Regions from separate parts of the Homo sapiens genome. Here region 2 is linked to region 1. A link is an interaction called in ENCODE POLR2A ChIA-PET data of the cell type or tissue named here. Cell type or tissue: PC-3. All regions are shown on one strand. Links, peaks and the distances in the headings refer to the core of each region. The heading gives the core; the rest is flanking DNA.

Region 1 (8,380 bases), core at 2,608-6,607:
ATATGGCAGGCAAGAAGGCCATCAAACAGCTCCTTAAGGCACACAGCCTCACAGCATTGCTCTGGAGGGGGCCCCCAAGTGGCACACTCAGGCATCACCCTGTGGCTCATCCAGTCTGATCTGCAAGCTGCTGGAGCTCAAGTCACAGCTGCCCCAGGTTACAGTAAATGGGGAAACCCGGTCTCCTAGCAAGGCCATGTCACTGGGCCTTGACTCAGAAAGGCACCAGAGGTATGGATGGGAGGCTGCTTCCTCCTTCAGCCCATGGGAAAATGACCTAGAGTTCACTGTGCACATGGGACGTCCTACAAGCTCCATCACAACAGCCTCCTTTCATCCTGTGAGAACAGTGACATCCACTCCCTTTCATGGCGATCCTCATCAGTTTCATCTTTCACAGCTGTTTTAACACTCTTATCCCGATTCCACCTACAAAATATTTCGGAAGTAGTGTTCTGGAGAGAGGGAGGAAAGATGGGGAACATGCTGAAATTTGCTGGCATGTCCTGGGTGAAGAACCCTCAGTATGAGGTAAAGCTTCTGTCTGAACTAGGTCAATTTTACTGACTCAATTTCATTCCTTTATTCACTTTGTTATTACTCATCAAATATCCTCTAAGTGCTAAGCACTGGATTTGGTTCTGGGAATTCAGAGAAAAAAAACCAAGGACTTTGTCATCACAGAGCTCACAGTCTATTGGGGAAGAAAAGTATGCAAACAAACAGGTCTGACACAATTTTCTCTTTGCTCTAACAGAGGGGTATGTCAAGGACAAGAACAGAGAAGCAGTGCCAAGACTACCTTGAGGAGTCAGGGGAGGTTTTTAAAGAAAAGGATGAAGTCTGAGTATCCCAAGCCAAGCCTGGAAAGGGTCATTCTATAGGGAGGAGGAATGTGTGTGCCCAGGCATGGAGGTAAGAGGCAGCTTGCCTCCAAAACATACTCCTGTACTGTTGCACAGGCTAGGCCTTTCCGTCACCCTGAATATTTTAGTCCCAGATCTTCCCCTGAGCACCATAATACCAGGCCTGGCATGAAGGCTGTTGGATAGGAGAGCTTTCAGTGGGACATATAGAATTTTATTTCAGGAGACAGAATGATAAGTCAATGACAAGTCATCACATCTATTATTCCTGGGGCCTTGGCAATGTACAGCATCTTGTCCAAAATAATCCATTTGTTGAAGGGTCTGAGTCAGCTTCAATCTAGGCTCCAAGCACTCAGACATCTAAGAAGCAAACTTGCCTAGATGCAGAGGCATGGTTTCCTTCTTTCAGTCCAAGAATCAGGTTGTAAGTCCTGAAAGCCATCATTTACAGTGTCTAGTCTTCAGGGCCAACACAAACGTGTCACACACATCAATAGTGTGCCTGTTGCTAGCACGCCAAGAAGAGCTTATGTTGGCTAGTAAAACCGAAATCATGGCGGGAAAAGGAAGGTACATGACTAACGTACCTGCACTTCCTGGCTTTCCAGTGACATTATTTGGTGGTAAAGGTTTTCTTCGTGGGTGTGTAGGTCTGGGTGGCAAGGGTGGGCGGCGAGTCCCTGGGATTGTGGATAAGAGATTGTATTTTAGATAAAGCCATCATAAAGATTCATTATCGAAAAAAACAGGGTTTTTAAAAATAAAAAATAATGTTTGATAATTAGCAGTTGGATGACAGAGAATAGATTCTACAGAAAAGTGCACACAAATATATTCAGATATTCCTATAAATAAATGTTGGTAATGTCCCCAGGGACAACAACGCACTGTAGTATATAGAAAACATGTCCTCATTATAGATGAATATACAGTCGGGCCCTTCATATCTGTGGGTTCCCCATCAGTTAATTCAAACAACTGTGGATGGAAAATTTTTTTAAAAACCACAATAAAAATAACAATACAACAACAGCAAAACACAAAATGTAACAATTATTTATATTGCATTAGGTATTATAATGGAAGATTTAAGTATATGGGAAGATGTGCATGGGTTATATGCAAACACTATATGATTTTATATAAGGGATTTGAGCATCCTCAGATTTTAGTATCTGAGGAAAATCCTGGGACCAATCCCCCATAGATACCAAGAGATGACTGTACACAGGTATATCTACTTTTTGAAAGGCTATAAACACGCATAGAATTTAACATCTTTCATTTTCCATGTAGACTTAACAGAAGCACTTCTGAACTTCATTATCCCCAGCTGCCTTTTATTTTGAGCCTACAATTTCTTATACCATTTTAGTTTTAAATTGTTAAAGCATAAAATTTCTCCTTTTGTGGGTGTTTTGATCCATTCTCAGCTCTATTATGTAATTATAATTAAAACCCTTTAGAACTTCTCAAAGACTACATCGAGGTAACCCTGATAGCTGAAACAAGTCTGTATCTGTAGGGAGCAGGCTCACTGTGAACAGTTGTGGTAGTTGTGTACCACACAAAGACACTTGGCCCAGGAGGTGTAAGTGGGGGACAAAGCTTAGCACCTGCTCTGCTCATCCACTTATGAGCTCTCATGCAAGGCACCAGACAAGAGGAAGGGCTTTGTTTTTCTCATTGTCTGCCTAAAGGGTGGGGTAAACAGGCACCTTTTTATAATTTGCAGAAAGGTTGGTGAGGTCAAAGGTGCTTGGAGAAGTCTGCTTTAACCCACATTTTAAGTCTTGTGCTATAGTTAAACAATTTATATCTTTTTTTGGCATAACATATGTTGGTTTTAAAATCTTCAAGAAAAATTGTTAATCCAGGAAAATGCCTGGTATACTAGTAAGAGAAAGACTCTCTCTCTCTCTCTCTCTCTCTCTCTATGTGTTCAGGAGTGTACTGGTAGTTGACATTAATAAAAGTCTTTATTCAATCCAAAGGTATTCTGAGTCACCAGATTCATACTTTTGGCCTATTACATAGATCATACTCTTAAATCAGGAACATAAGTAATATCAGGCAAAAAAAAATTGTAATAAATTACACAAGAGCAGAACTTAAAACATGATAAAAACTAGAAACCACAGTGATTCTGCAGCATTTGTCCATTATGGTCCCTCAGAACATTATAGCAAGTAATGATTAAGTTAGTATCACATCAGAAGTTCCTATTAATACTTAATTTGTGCACAGAGCACTTTTAATTCCTCCAAAGATAATATTCCAAATGTTTTCCTAGCAATACCCATGCACTGTGTGTGTGGTTCTGATACTTCGGGGGCTGTGTGGATGTTGCTGTTTTTGCCACCAGGAATGATACTGCAGTTACCATCCAAGTTTCAGAGCTGAGCTGTCATAAAAGTCAGCATGTTATTACTTACCTGGCTTTTTAGTGGGGTGGGTAGAGTCCACTGATACATTTCTATCAGCACCTGATGGCCTGGGTGCTTGCTTGACCCCTATGAGCAGAGATAATGAAAGGGAATAAACATATAGCAAAAATGTTCCATGGAAACTTGGTAGAGTTGCCAGTAATAACGTACATTCTTTGCAGAGCAGGAGCATTGGTGTTTTTATGCCAAGACATTTTACGGGCTTCTACTATCTGGCTATAGAAAAAAATAAAAACCCTACATTCACTAGTTGTGATGTTTTCTCTGTAGAATTAGCATTTCATGGTAAATTGTGGTTTTGTCCAAATCTTTCATGAAACTCATCCTGCACTGCCTTACTGGGTGGTATTGCCTCACCAGGTGGGATTTCATTTATGGTAACTGGCCACCTTTTGCCAATATTCATCAGTACATTTTGTAATTCAAAAAAAATTTTTTTCTTCCAATCCCTCTATGCCCATTAAAAAAAACCCACACACATACACCTTAGAATTCCAATGTGTTTGGGTTTATACTTAATGAATTGACTTTAAAATTATTCCTGGAGTGGCATTGGCTATGAGGCTATTGAGACCACAAATGATCTTTTGGGATTTGTAAATTAGCCCTGGGCAGGCCTCTAACTCAAAATTACTGTTTGAAAGAAACTGATTTGAAAATTACTTTGTGTGATATTTTGTCTCCTAAGCCCCTCAATAATCTTGTGGTTATTACTAGCCATTTGCCTAAATACTCAGGCTTGGACTTTGGGTAGCAATCCCAAAGGGAACTAATTAGGTTTTTGTCGTATTTTAAAAATTATTCTTTGATATTATAAAATAATCTTCCTTGGTTTGGGTGACAGTCTTCATTATAAAAGAATAGAAACAGACATTTTTAGAATTTAAACAATAAAAATCACTTCAGAAATAATGACCTGTCCTAAAAAAGAATTCATACTACTTTGAGGACCTGACTGTAATTTACATATTAAGAATAGGAATGAAATATTTACATTAATATACTAGTTAGTACATTAACAATGACAACAACCCTGTTTTGAGGACTCACTGTGTTCCAGAAACTGTTTGGGGACATTATATACTTGATCTCATTTAATGTGTGGGCAGATATATTAAATATACAACAGAAGCTTTGCCTCCCAAAAATATGATGACATTTTCACATTAATTTATGACATTCAGGGGATGAACCTAATATTGCAATCCCACATCCTCTGCTGCTTGAGTAAGAGATAAAATACATAAAATCATGGAGAAAATTACATATGGAATCATGAATTAAACTTATTTGTGATAGGAAAAAAATGTTTCTGGGGGCAATGACTTTTGTGACTAATCTCATAGGCAGGCCACAGGCAAATGGTTCATTAGTCTTCCTCCTGTGTCTCACTGTCAGGGGTAGTGGGGAAGGGAAATGGCTCATTTGAGTGGTTACTCTGTGAACAGCATAGGGAATTGAAGAATACCTGCATGGGGGTCACTGGGGTAACTTGGCTTGCCGAGGTTTGGTTTACCACGATTTCTCCAGGGTAACACAAAGTTTTATATACCCTAGAAGGCTAGTAGGCTGTCTTGAGTAGACCCTTCTTTACAGCCCTTTTCCAAATCTTCCTGCCCTTGAAAAACAAAGTATCTTGATCCAATACTGTGCAAGTGCCTTACATATTCATGACTTGACTTAATCCTTACAACCGTCTGTGTGTGGAATATAATCCACATCCCACAGATGAGAAAATCCAAGGCAAGGGGAGATTAAGCAATTTGCCCAAGGTCTCACAGCTAGGAAGCAGTGGGATTCAGGCCTACATATGCCAGGATCCAAAGCCTATCTCTTCAGCACTAAGATGCAAAGAACAGAGTACTTACTGTCATCTGATCATTTTCTTCCTGCTATTCCTCATAGTAACTCTGAGTGAATACATTCCCAGAGCCCTCTACTCTGTCTCTTGGGTGGCTTGAGCTGCCACCACTGTGTGAGGGCTAAATGGCCATAGCTGGCAAGCATGTGTTATCCAGCCATGCCACGGGTGTGTGGGACTCAGAAGGTAGTCCAAGGCTGCCAGCAGTCACTGACCAGGCATATGCAAGTCCACCAAGTCACAGGGGCTGGTAGGTTAGAAATCTAGGAGCTCTGAAGAGAATCCAAATTTTGCAGAGTTACATTATACGTAAGACCAAAGATACAAATTCCCTTGCCCTCTTTTTTTTTTATCCAGGGAGAAACTGGAAGAAATGAGCCATTTTCTATGTAGGTGGAGACAGAGGCATCATATTCTTATGATCCTTAGACATAAGTTCCCAAATCAAATAGAGAAGCAGCTGCAAAACTGGACTTTCTCCAGCCTTTAGAAATGGATAGAAGCCAGTGGTGCCTGAAAGCATTGGGAAGGGCCATGCAAAAGGCAGCTGTGTGGCTCGGTGGAAAGATCTGGGGGCAGGAGACTGAGCTCTTATTCTGGACTTGCTCTCCTGCACCTAGCTGCTGTTGAGGCATTTCACCCGGGCCAGAACTGGAGAGACTAGTGAACATCTCTTGCCTTGAGTCAGAGGAGAGCAAATGAAGGTCAAAGGTAGCAGAGAGGGAATGGGAAGAGAAAGGAGAAAATCAGTAAGAGAAAGGAGAAAATCAGTAAGAGAAAGGAGAAAATCAGTAAGAGATACTGTAAAGAACAAATTCTCAGGAATTGGCACCCAATTAGACAGTCTGGCCCAAGCTGTGACCTGACTTCTTTTTCCCTCAGGCAGGATTAACCAACACATCTTCTAAAGGGCAGAGTCAGCTCTGTAAGCATCAAGACTTGAGCCTCAGAATGAGCCCCCAACTGCCATAAAAGAGTCCTACAAAAATCTCTGGATTTACATAGTTCACCCCTCAGCAATTTATCATCCAAAATGAAGTAACAATTTGGGTATTTTTAACCATGGTAACAAAAACTTTGCAAACAAACAGTAAACTGGAAATCGGTTCTTAAATGTACCAGTGACTTCATTCCCTGTGATCAAAAAGGGGTGATATTTATGGATGATTGGTTTCTGCACTCTTGTCCCAAATCTCAGCACCTGGTTAAAAAGCCACGGGCAGGGAGCCAGCAGGCTGGAAGATTTAGTTACAGCCCAGAAAAACACATTCCTCAGCCTGAGGGGACTGGATTATCGTGCAGCACACTCATGTGGGGGCAGTAAATTGTGGTTCCCTCATTAGGGTGTAGAGAAAGGAGTCTAGGGTTCAGGTATTTAACAATATCTGCCAAATCATATGTGCCAAGGTGGTTTCAGAATTACACTTTGCCTAGTACATAATGGGCTTTCAATAAATGTTGGTTGAATGAAAAAAATAGCTGCACAACTTCCCTCAGGGAGAAAGTCAGAGAGATTGTCTAGCACTGGGATTGGCAAACTTTTTCTATACTTGCTTTCACAGCACAATGGCAGAATTAAATATCTGTGAAAGAGACTGTTTTGCCCACAGAGTTGAAAACATTTATCCTTTACAGAAACAGTCTGCCAACCCCATGCTAGACAATAAATATTTTCACCTTTGTGGGCCATACTGTCTCTGCCACAACGATTCAACTCTGCCATAGTACTGTATAAGTACCTTTGTACACAGTACACATTGTACATAGCACAATGTGAAACGTAGATGTGTTTCCAATAAAACTTTATTTACAGAAACAGGCAGTGAGCCAGATTTGGCCTGTGGGGCTGTAGTTTGCACAATCCCTTGGCCTGGTGTGTGCATGGCTTGTAGCATCTCTGTAGGCAGGTCTCAAGGAGATTTTAATAGGTAGGACACATCAGCTAAGCTGGGACACGTCTCTGGAAACCATGGAAAAGCAGAATGCTAGAAAAATGACCCACTTTAGACCTCAACCTCTGCAGGCTACTTTCTAACCTTGGGGTACAGCAATGTCTATCTACACATACATGCATAAAATACACATACATCAGGGAAAATATCTAAAATGAGTGAAATAACATATAAAATACTGAGCTCAAGATATTCCTGGGGCTTACGGAATCACAAGATTTTTATAGAGACCTCAACAGTCAAAGGTCTGTAGTCCTTAGGCCTCAGAATCTGTTTTTCCTTTTTTAAGTCTTCCAAGGGCACAACCTTAGGTGGTCTAAGACTGTAAAGAACATGTCCTATAGGAACTACAAATTAAAACCACAATGAGATACCACCTTTCTCCTGCAAGAATGGCCATTATCAAAAGTCAAAAAACAATAGATGAGATGGCGTGGATGTAGGGAAAAGGGGCCACTTATACATCGCTGGTGGGAATGTAAATTAGTACAACCTCTACAGAAAAGAGTTTGGAGATTCCTTAAAGAACTAATAGTAGAACTACCATTCAACCCAGCAATACTACTACTGGGTATCTACTTAGAGGAAAATAAGTCATTATATGAAAAATATACATGCACATGTATGTTTATTGCAGCACAATTCACAATTGCAAAGATATGGAACCAACTTAAGTGACCATTGACTAATAAGTAGATAAAGAAAATGTCTGGTATATATACACCATGGAATACTACTCAGTGATAAAAAAGGAACATGATAACGTCTTTTGCAGCAATTTGGATGGATCTAGAGACCATTATTCTAAGTGAAGTAACTCAGGAGTGGAAAACCAAAAACTATATGTTCTTACTTAAAAGTGGGAGGTAAGCTGTAAGTACACAAAGGCATACAGAGTGATATACCGAACTTTAGAGACCCAGAAGGGGGAGGGTGAGAGGAAGCTAGGGATAAAAAACTACAACTTATTAGGTACAGTGTACACTACTCAGGTAATGAGTGCACTAAAATCTCAAATTCAACACTATATAATTCATCCATGTAACAAAAAACCATTCATGTTTATCCATGTAACAACAAAACCCAAAAACCATTGAAATAAAAATTTTAAAAAATAAAATTAAAAAGAATATGTCCTATAGATCACAAACACTTCCTTTATTAACTAATTTTTTAAAATGTGAAATATCTGAGTTGAAAACTTCAGCAAGAAAAACTATAGGAAAATGTGAGATGGATAATAAAGATAAA
Region 2 (7,801 bases), core at 1,882-5,881, 78 kb before region 1:
CTTTAAAAAATATTCACATACAACTCAATAGCAAAAAAAACCCAAAATCAAAACCATACAAAACAAAAAACCTGATTAAAAAATGAGCAAAGGACCTGAGTAGACATTTTCCCAAAAAACACATGCAAGTTGCCAACAGTTATATGAAATGATGTTCAACATCACTAACCATCAGGGAAATGCAAATGAAAGCCACAATGAGATATCACTTCATACTTGTTAGAATGGCTATGATCAATAATGTTAAAAGATAACAAGCGTTAGCTAGGATGTGGAGAAAAGGGAATCCTTTTACATTGTTGGTGGGAATTGAAATTGGTATACCCACTATAGAAAACAGTATGAATGCTCCTCAAAAAATTACAAAGAGAACAACCATATGACCCACAATCCCTTTGATGGGTATATATCCAAAGGAAATGAAGTCAGTACTTCAGGGAGATATTTCTGCTCCCACGTTTATTGTGGCATTATTCATGATAGCTAAGATATACAAACAACATAAGTGTCCATTGAAGGATGAATGGATAAAAAAATTATGATACAGGCACACACACACACACACACACACACACACACACACACACACACCATGGAGTACTATTCAGCCTTAAAAAAGGAGGTAATGCTATTTGTAATAACATGATTAACCTGAAGGATATTATGGTAAGTGAAATAACCCAGACACAGAAAGAAACGTACTGCATGATCTTACTTATATGTAGAATCTAAAAAGAAGTCAAGCTCACAGTAACAGAGAGTAGAATGGACTGGGACTGGGAAGTTGGGGGAAAGGGGAGATGTTGGTCAAATGGTACAACATTCAGTTATAGGATAAATAAGTTCTGGAGATATAATGTACAGCATGGTGACTATAGTTGATAACGGTGTATTACACATTTGAAATTTGCTGGGAGCAGAAAAAGCAATATTCACAAAGCGTATCTTTTACAAAAGCAAAATCCATAATTCCCTAACTTTCACTATTGTCTGTTTTTCCATAATCTCTATGCTGTTTGTCTGAAAACATAAGAATTTTACATAACTAATGACAATACATGATTTGATTTTCACTTATTACCTAGTTATGCAGTCTTCTTAATGATTACATAATATGATATAATTTACTAAGTTGTTTCCCTAGTATTGTCTATTTAGATCATTTTAATATTTAACATGTAGTGACACTGTGATGAATAAACTAGTACATGTATTTTTTCCTTTCTTTTTCATTATTTCCTTAAAATAAATTCTCTTGACTCAGATAAATGTGCCAAATTCTCTTGACCAGATAAATGTAAGACCCTAGTGTATATTGGTATATTGTTTAGAAAACATTGCAAGAATGTATAATGTCATCAACATTTGGAGGACCATAAACTTTTTTTAATACAGTTGTTTGTTGCAGTATTTTCTTATTTATAATTTTGGCCCATTTTCAATTGAGGTATTGTAATTTTTTCTCAGAAATTTGTGTTTCTTATCTATTATAGATCATAGCCTTTTAACTATTACACTTGGTGAAAATATTTCTTCCAGTTTATTGTTTTCTTCTCTTTTTAGAATAATGAAATGATTACTCTGGATTTGATTGGAAATGTCCAAAAGATTAATAGAGCGTTTAGGATTTTCTGAGTTTATATGCCCTTACCCAGGCAGAATAATTTTTCATGTTAGATTAAGAAATATGTTAAGAACTATGCAGAAACTTCTAAAATGTAGAACAGTGGCATAAATATGCTACGTGAGATCAAATGACTTATGTATGACACGTGACATCTCTAACCCTTCTTTACATCAGATAGCAGTTGAGTAGGGTTCCATGACAAAGTTATTTTTTCCTTTCAAATGTTTTCTGTCTCTCTGTGTCCACCCGCCTTTTCTTAAAAAGAAAACACTAAATCTTGGAGAAGTTTTATTAGCAATTATTAATTAGAAAAAATTTTAAAAACCACAAGGAGGTTCAAAGTAACGTTACATGTGTGTCATCTACATTACTTCATTTACTTATGTACCTGTTATAATGCGTACTTGAAAAAAAGATATAAAAGCTGCTGAAAAACTGATTAAGAAGTCAGGAGTAAGGGAAAATAAGAATAGAAACAAAAAGTATGAAGCCAGGGATGAGAGTGAGACCCAAGAATCATAATCTTGTAATTTTGCTAGGAATCAGCCACAAATTAGACTGTAAGCTTTTTAACACTCAACGTAAATATAGAAATATTACACAAATCCATCTCTTAACAATTAAACCAGAATTTCTTGGCGAAAATACAATTATTTTGACTGTACATGAAATTGGCATTAAGTTTCTTTGAAAATGTCCATTTGAATATATTACCAAATCAGAGGGCAAACTATGTTGAACGGAGACCAAGATGAGATTGTTATATCTCATTTGTAAATTCAGTATATTTGCATACATGCCTGCAAGTCTGCTAAGTGCATACACTGAAAAGTTATGTATAATCAGTGTTACTCTGAAGTTACACAATACTATGTACACATAAAGACACACTTAATGCACCACAGGAAACTTTAGTATCAAAAGTGGATCAGTGAGGAGTTTTTTGTTGTTGTTGTTTGTTTGTTTGTTTGAGATGGAGTCTCGCTCTGTCGCCCAGGCTGGAGGGCAGTGGCACCATCTTGGCTCACTGCAACCTCCGCCTCCTGGGTTCAAGCGATTCTTCTGGCTCAGCCTCTCCAGAAGTTGGGAGTACAGGCACGCGCCACCATGCCTGGATAATTTTTGTATTTTTAGTAGAGACGGGGTTTCACCATATTGTCCAGAATGGTTTCGAACTCCTGACCTCGTGATCCGCCCACCTTGGCCTCCCAAAGTGCTGGGATTACAGGCTTGAGCCACTGGGCTGGGCCTTTTTTTTTTTTTTTTTTTGTCTTTTGTCTTATATTTGTGTTCCTTAATTTTGACTGGTGAAATTAGTTTTCCTTTTGCTTGCTTGCTTTGGTAGAGGGTTTGCTTTTTTTCATTTTTAAATTAATTTTATTGATGTATGATTTATATACAATAAAATACACTCATTTTAAGTGCACAATTAGATGAGTTTTAACAAATTCATACACCTGTAAAACTACTGTGCCAGACAAGATTAAACATGTTTCCATGACTGCATAACATTCCTTCATGCTTCTTCCCCTATTCTAATCCCCAGGCAACCACTGATCTGCTTTCTATCATCAGATCCATCAGATACACACCATTCTGTCTCTTCCAGAATATCACACGAATCATACAGTATGTTCTCTTCTGAGTCTAGGTTCTCTCACTCAGGATGTTTTTGAGATTCATCTATATTGTTGTGTGTATCAGTGGTTAGTTTCTTTTTATTGCTAAGTAGTATTTAATTGTTTGGATATACCACAATTTGTTTATGCATTCACCAGTTCATGGGCATTTTGTTGTTTCCAAGTTTTGACTATTGTGAAATTAAAGCGCTATTAACATTGTTATACAAGTCTTTGTGTGGGTATGTTTATTCTCTCTCTCTGTTGAAATACCTGGCCATGTGCAGTGGTTCACGCCTGTAATTCCAGCAATTTAGGAGGGCAGGATTGCTTGAGCTCAGGAGTTTGAGACTAGCCTGGACAACATGGTGAAACCCCGTCTCTGAATCTAAAAAAAAAATTAAATAAGAAATATGTAGTGAAATTGCTGAGTCATAGAGTAAGTGTGTATTTACCTTTAAAAGAAACCACCAGTTTTCTAAAATGTTTGTACCATTTTATGCTCCCAACAGCAATATATGAAAGTTTTGAAGTCCAATTTGTGAAGTATTTCAGAAACTGAAAATAGGTTATTTATATTTTTTGTAGGCCACTGATCATGTTTCTAAAAAAATTCCATATATGTTAACCCTTTAACAAACAGAAGAAAAAGGAACGCAGAGTGGTATGCCTTAACGCTGCTATCTTTTACAAAGTATTTCTCATAGAACTATAGTTCAATTCTTATCTGTATTTTTCTTGCAACCTTGCAAGTTGGTGCTTTTGTACACGTGGAAGTGTGACCTTTATAATTTGCTGAACTTTAATATAAGCTGCTATGAAGCCACGATATAACAACTGAGACTTTATGGACCTTTGTGATAAAAAAAAGAAAATGGTATTTCTAGCCCTGTACTCAGTAGGCAACAGCAGGGTAAAGAAGAATTCCGGACTGGGAGTTGTCATCTCAGCTATAAGTTATGTGACTTGTGGCAAGACATTTACCCCATTTACCCAGGCATCAGAACCTGAGGCTCTGTCTCTATAAAGGAACTGGCAAGACTAGGTGAACTCTAAATTTCCTACTATCTCTAAAATTTTGTGAATCTAACTGCAGGCTGAAATTGTTCTTAAATTAACTTAAAATATTTTCTCATCTAAGAAACACATGAATATGTTTTCCTTAAAAGAAAAACAAAAAACCCAACAACAAAGAACAAATTAGAGTGTTCCAGATAGAGCTAAAGTCCCCTTTGACCATTACCACCAAATCCAAGCCCCTCTTGTCTTTTTCCTCTTCTCCCCAGAATTAACCACTGTAATGAGCTTTGTGTGTAAACTTTCAGATTTTAAAGAAATATGTGCATACATTATACACTCATAGCAACTCATAGTCTTGTGTACTTTCTTTTACATAAATGGTATAAGGAACTGTGTCAGTGGTCCCTAAGACCACTCCCACGTTTGATGAATCACTAGAAGCACTCATTAGATTCGGCAAAGACTCACATTCATAGCTATTATTTATTACGAAGGGATATAAAGCAAAACCAGCAAAGGAAAACGTTGCATGGGGAGAAGTGCAGAGGAAACCAGAGCAAACTTCCAGGAGTTCTCTTCCAGTGGAGTCACACGTGATGCACTTAATTTCTCCAGCAACAAACTGTGACAACATGTGAAATATTGTCTACCAGGAAATCTCATGAAAGATTCATTAATCAGGGTTTTTATTGGGGCCTGGTCACATAGGCACCCACTGCCTGGCATGTACCAAAATTCTAGACTTCAAGAAAGCAGGTATTCTGCATAAATCACATTGTACAAACAGTTTAGACACAGTTCACCATTCTTATCAAATATGGGATGAGAACACTCCTAAAATCCAATTTCTCAGACACCAGCCAACGGCCAATCTTGCAAGTGGGCCTTTCTGAGGACAGCAGATTCAGGCTGCTATGTTAACTATTTTCTTCACACTAACGTAACTTCCTAAAACTTGCTTTTTGCACTCATCAAAATGTTTTTGATATCTAACTGTATGCATGTGTACATTTCTTTTAATTGCTCTATAGTCTTTCATTTGAAAACAAAACAATGGGTGTGCTCTTATGTGCAAGCGTTTCTCTGGTACACTGTAAATGAAATTGTTGTGTCATAAGGCATTTTAGATGTTGATACAAACTAATGTCCCCACAACAAAGCATGAATGCCTATTTTGCCACATACTTTTTTTTTTTACAAAGTGTTATGTAACTATTTTATTTTTCTCAGATGAATATATGAAAAATGGTATCTCATTGTGGTTTTACTTTGCATCTTTTATTATAAGTCTCTCTTTATTGAAATGGCTTTTTGAGAATGCTGTTTAATTATGCATTTATATGGAGGGACTAAAAGCAGGATCCTTGGCATAAATGTTAGATTAGAGACATGAGTGTCTCCAAGTACCCAGAGTTTGATTTTGTCTCTGATATGCATGATTCCTAGACTCTGGCAACTAGGTTTCTTTTACTTTTCTTTTTCTTCTTTTTTTTTTTTTTTTTTTTTTTTGAGAGAGTCTCACTCTGTCACCCAGGCTGGAGTGCAATGGCGTGAGATCATGGCTCACTGAAGCCTTGACCTTCTTGGGCTCAAGGGATCCTCCTGCCTCAGCCTCCCAAGTAGCTGAGACTACACGTACATGCCACTATGCCTGGCTAATTTTTTTGATTTTTATTTTTAGTAGAGACAGGGTCTCACTATATTGCCCAGGCTGGTTTTAAACTCTGGGGTCAAGTGATCATCCTGCCTTGGGCTCCCAAAGTGCTGGGATTATAGGCATGAGGAGCCACCACACTGGGCTTCGGTTTCTTTCTTTCTTTTGGAGCTGGAGTCTCGCTCTGTCACCCAGGCTGGAGTGCAGTGGCACGAACTTGGCTCACTGCAACCTCCACCTCCCAGGTTCAAGCAATTCTCCTGTCTCAGTCTCCCCAGTATCTGGAATTACAGGCGAATGTCACCATGCCCGGCTAATTGGGCCTAGGTTTCTTAAATGAGCCTAACAAAGCTACTCTTGATCAAATGAAAAGTTATATCTTCTTGCACATCTTGTGGCATTTGTATGAGTCTACTAGGGCTACCATAACAAAACACCACAGACTGGGTGGCTTAAACATCAGAAATTTATTTTCTCATAGTTCTGGAGGCTGGAAATAAAAATTTGGTAAGTTTGGTTTCTTCTGAGGGCTCTCTCCTTGGCTTGCAGAAGGCTGCCTTCTTAATGTATCTTCACATGGCCTTGCCTCTGTGTGCACCCATCTCTGGTTTCTCTCTGTGTGTCCTAATCTCCTCTTCTTATAAGGACATCAGTCATACTGAATTAGGGGCTCACCCCAATGACCTCGTTTTAACTTAATCACCTCTTTAAAGAATCCATCTCCAAATACAGTCACCTTTTGAGGTGGTTCAATATATGAATTCTGGGGGAAGGATGCAATTCAGCTCACAATTGCATTTCTCTTTCAACTTGAAATCTGACAGGTAATTTAGCAGAGAGGTAACTTAGCACTGTCTCCAGGGGATGTAAATGAAGAAAAGTGAATGATTTCAAATTACTAAGAGACAAATCCTACATGGCTAGGGAGTTAGGAACTTACCCGTTGACAGCTGATCCTTTTGTTTTTTCTGGGAGCTTGCCCTGTAAAGTGGTGGGGAACTTAGTTTTCATTATTTTATTCAATAACTATGTATTGAATGTCTAGATCAGCCTCTAGTGATACAAAATCTAGGAAGAACTGCCTTTGAGAGTAGTTTCTCTAAAGAGAGATTGGACATAGAGCATCATGGTAAGGCAAAAGCATTTTAGGGATTTCACGGATGTGAAGCTGGTAGGACAGGTTGAAGTATTTTGCTTAGCTAGTGCTAAGAATCACTCACTCAAAGGTACAAAGTAAGAAATCGTTCCTTTCTCCTTCATTATCTCTGCATAGGGTGGCAGCTTCCTATGTTCACACAAGCAAATCTTTACATTTAGCCAGTGAAGGTGAGGCTGAGCTGACTAGCTGGCTCCTGTTTGGTCCTCATGATTCCCCTTCTGTTTGGAGTTCTCTTTTTTTAGCTAGCTGCTGCCACAACAGAGCTGATTCTTGGCAAGGGACATAACTTCTCGTTGGAAATTCTCATCCAAGGAGGAATGTACACGCTTTCCTTTGTTCTTCTGAGGACATATAAGATGACTCAAATTTTCAAAATGATTTATACTAAGTACTAAAGAAGAACATGATGAAACATAGATTTTATCTAACTTGCTAACAGGGCTCATAGTCTTTGTCTCATTTCTTGTCCAGTCTGAGAATCCCGTTTTCATTCTTAGGATTTTTTCCCCCCATTCCATGTGAGGAGTTTTAGCTACACAGACTTTCAGGGAGAAAGAGCAGGTGGTAGCTAAGTTGGTTGGTTGACTCCTTCTCTTAAAATCACAGTGTAAGTCTTAACCCTTCTTCAGATGAAACATGGAAAATAACCTGTGTAGTGCAGAATCTCATATCTTTCCTTGCTACAGTCTGGGTCAAAGATATTTCCTTGCACTCCTTCTCCT

Evidence for each region. ChIA-PET counts read pairs that join two places held together with the same protein. Peaks named below come from ENCODE experiments on the same cell type or tissue, not always from the same donor. Only the 100,000 strongest peaks of a DNase experiment are listed, where the experiment ranks them.
Region 2: POLR2A ChIA-PET joins it to region 1 with 6 read pairs; 4 of 35 experiments call an interaction of 5 or more read pairs at or near these places.

The regions. Positions count from the first base shown.
Region 1 is chr3:100,776,828-100,785,207 of GRCh38, forward strand. ABI3BP (ABI family member 3 binding protein) reads right to left here. Exons shown (of 68, transcript NM_001375547.2): 58 at 3,305-3,382; 59 at 1,457-1,549. Among named protein-coding and RNA genes, the nearest start is that of TFG, 72 kb to the left of the region's middle. In PC-3, for the core only: no CTCF peak of the experiment used is centred there; a DNase peak (open chromatin) is centred at 4,684; H3K27ac peaks cover 749 bases.
Region 2 is chr3:100,699,125-100,706,925 of GRCh38, forward strand. No RefSeq gene overlaps it. Among named protein-coding and RNA genes, the nearest start is that of TFG, 6.5 kb to the right of the region's middle. In PC-3, for the core only: no CTCF peak of the experiment used is centred there; no DNase peak of the experiment used is centred there.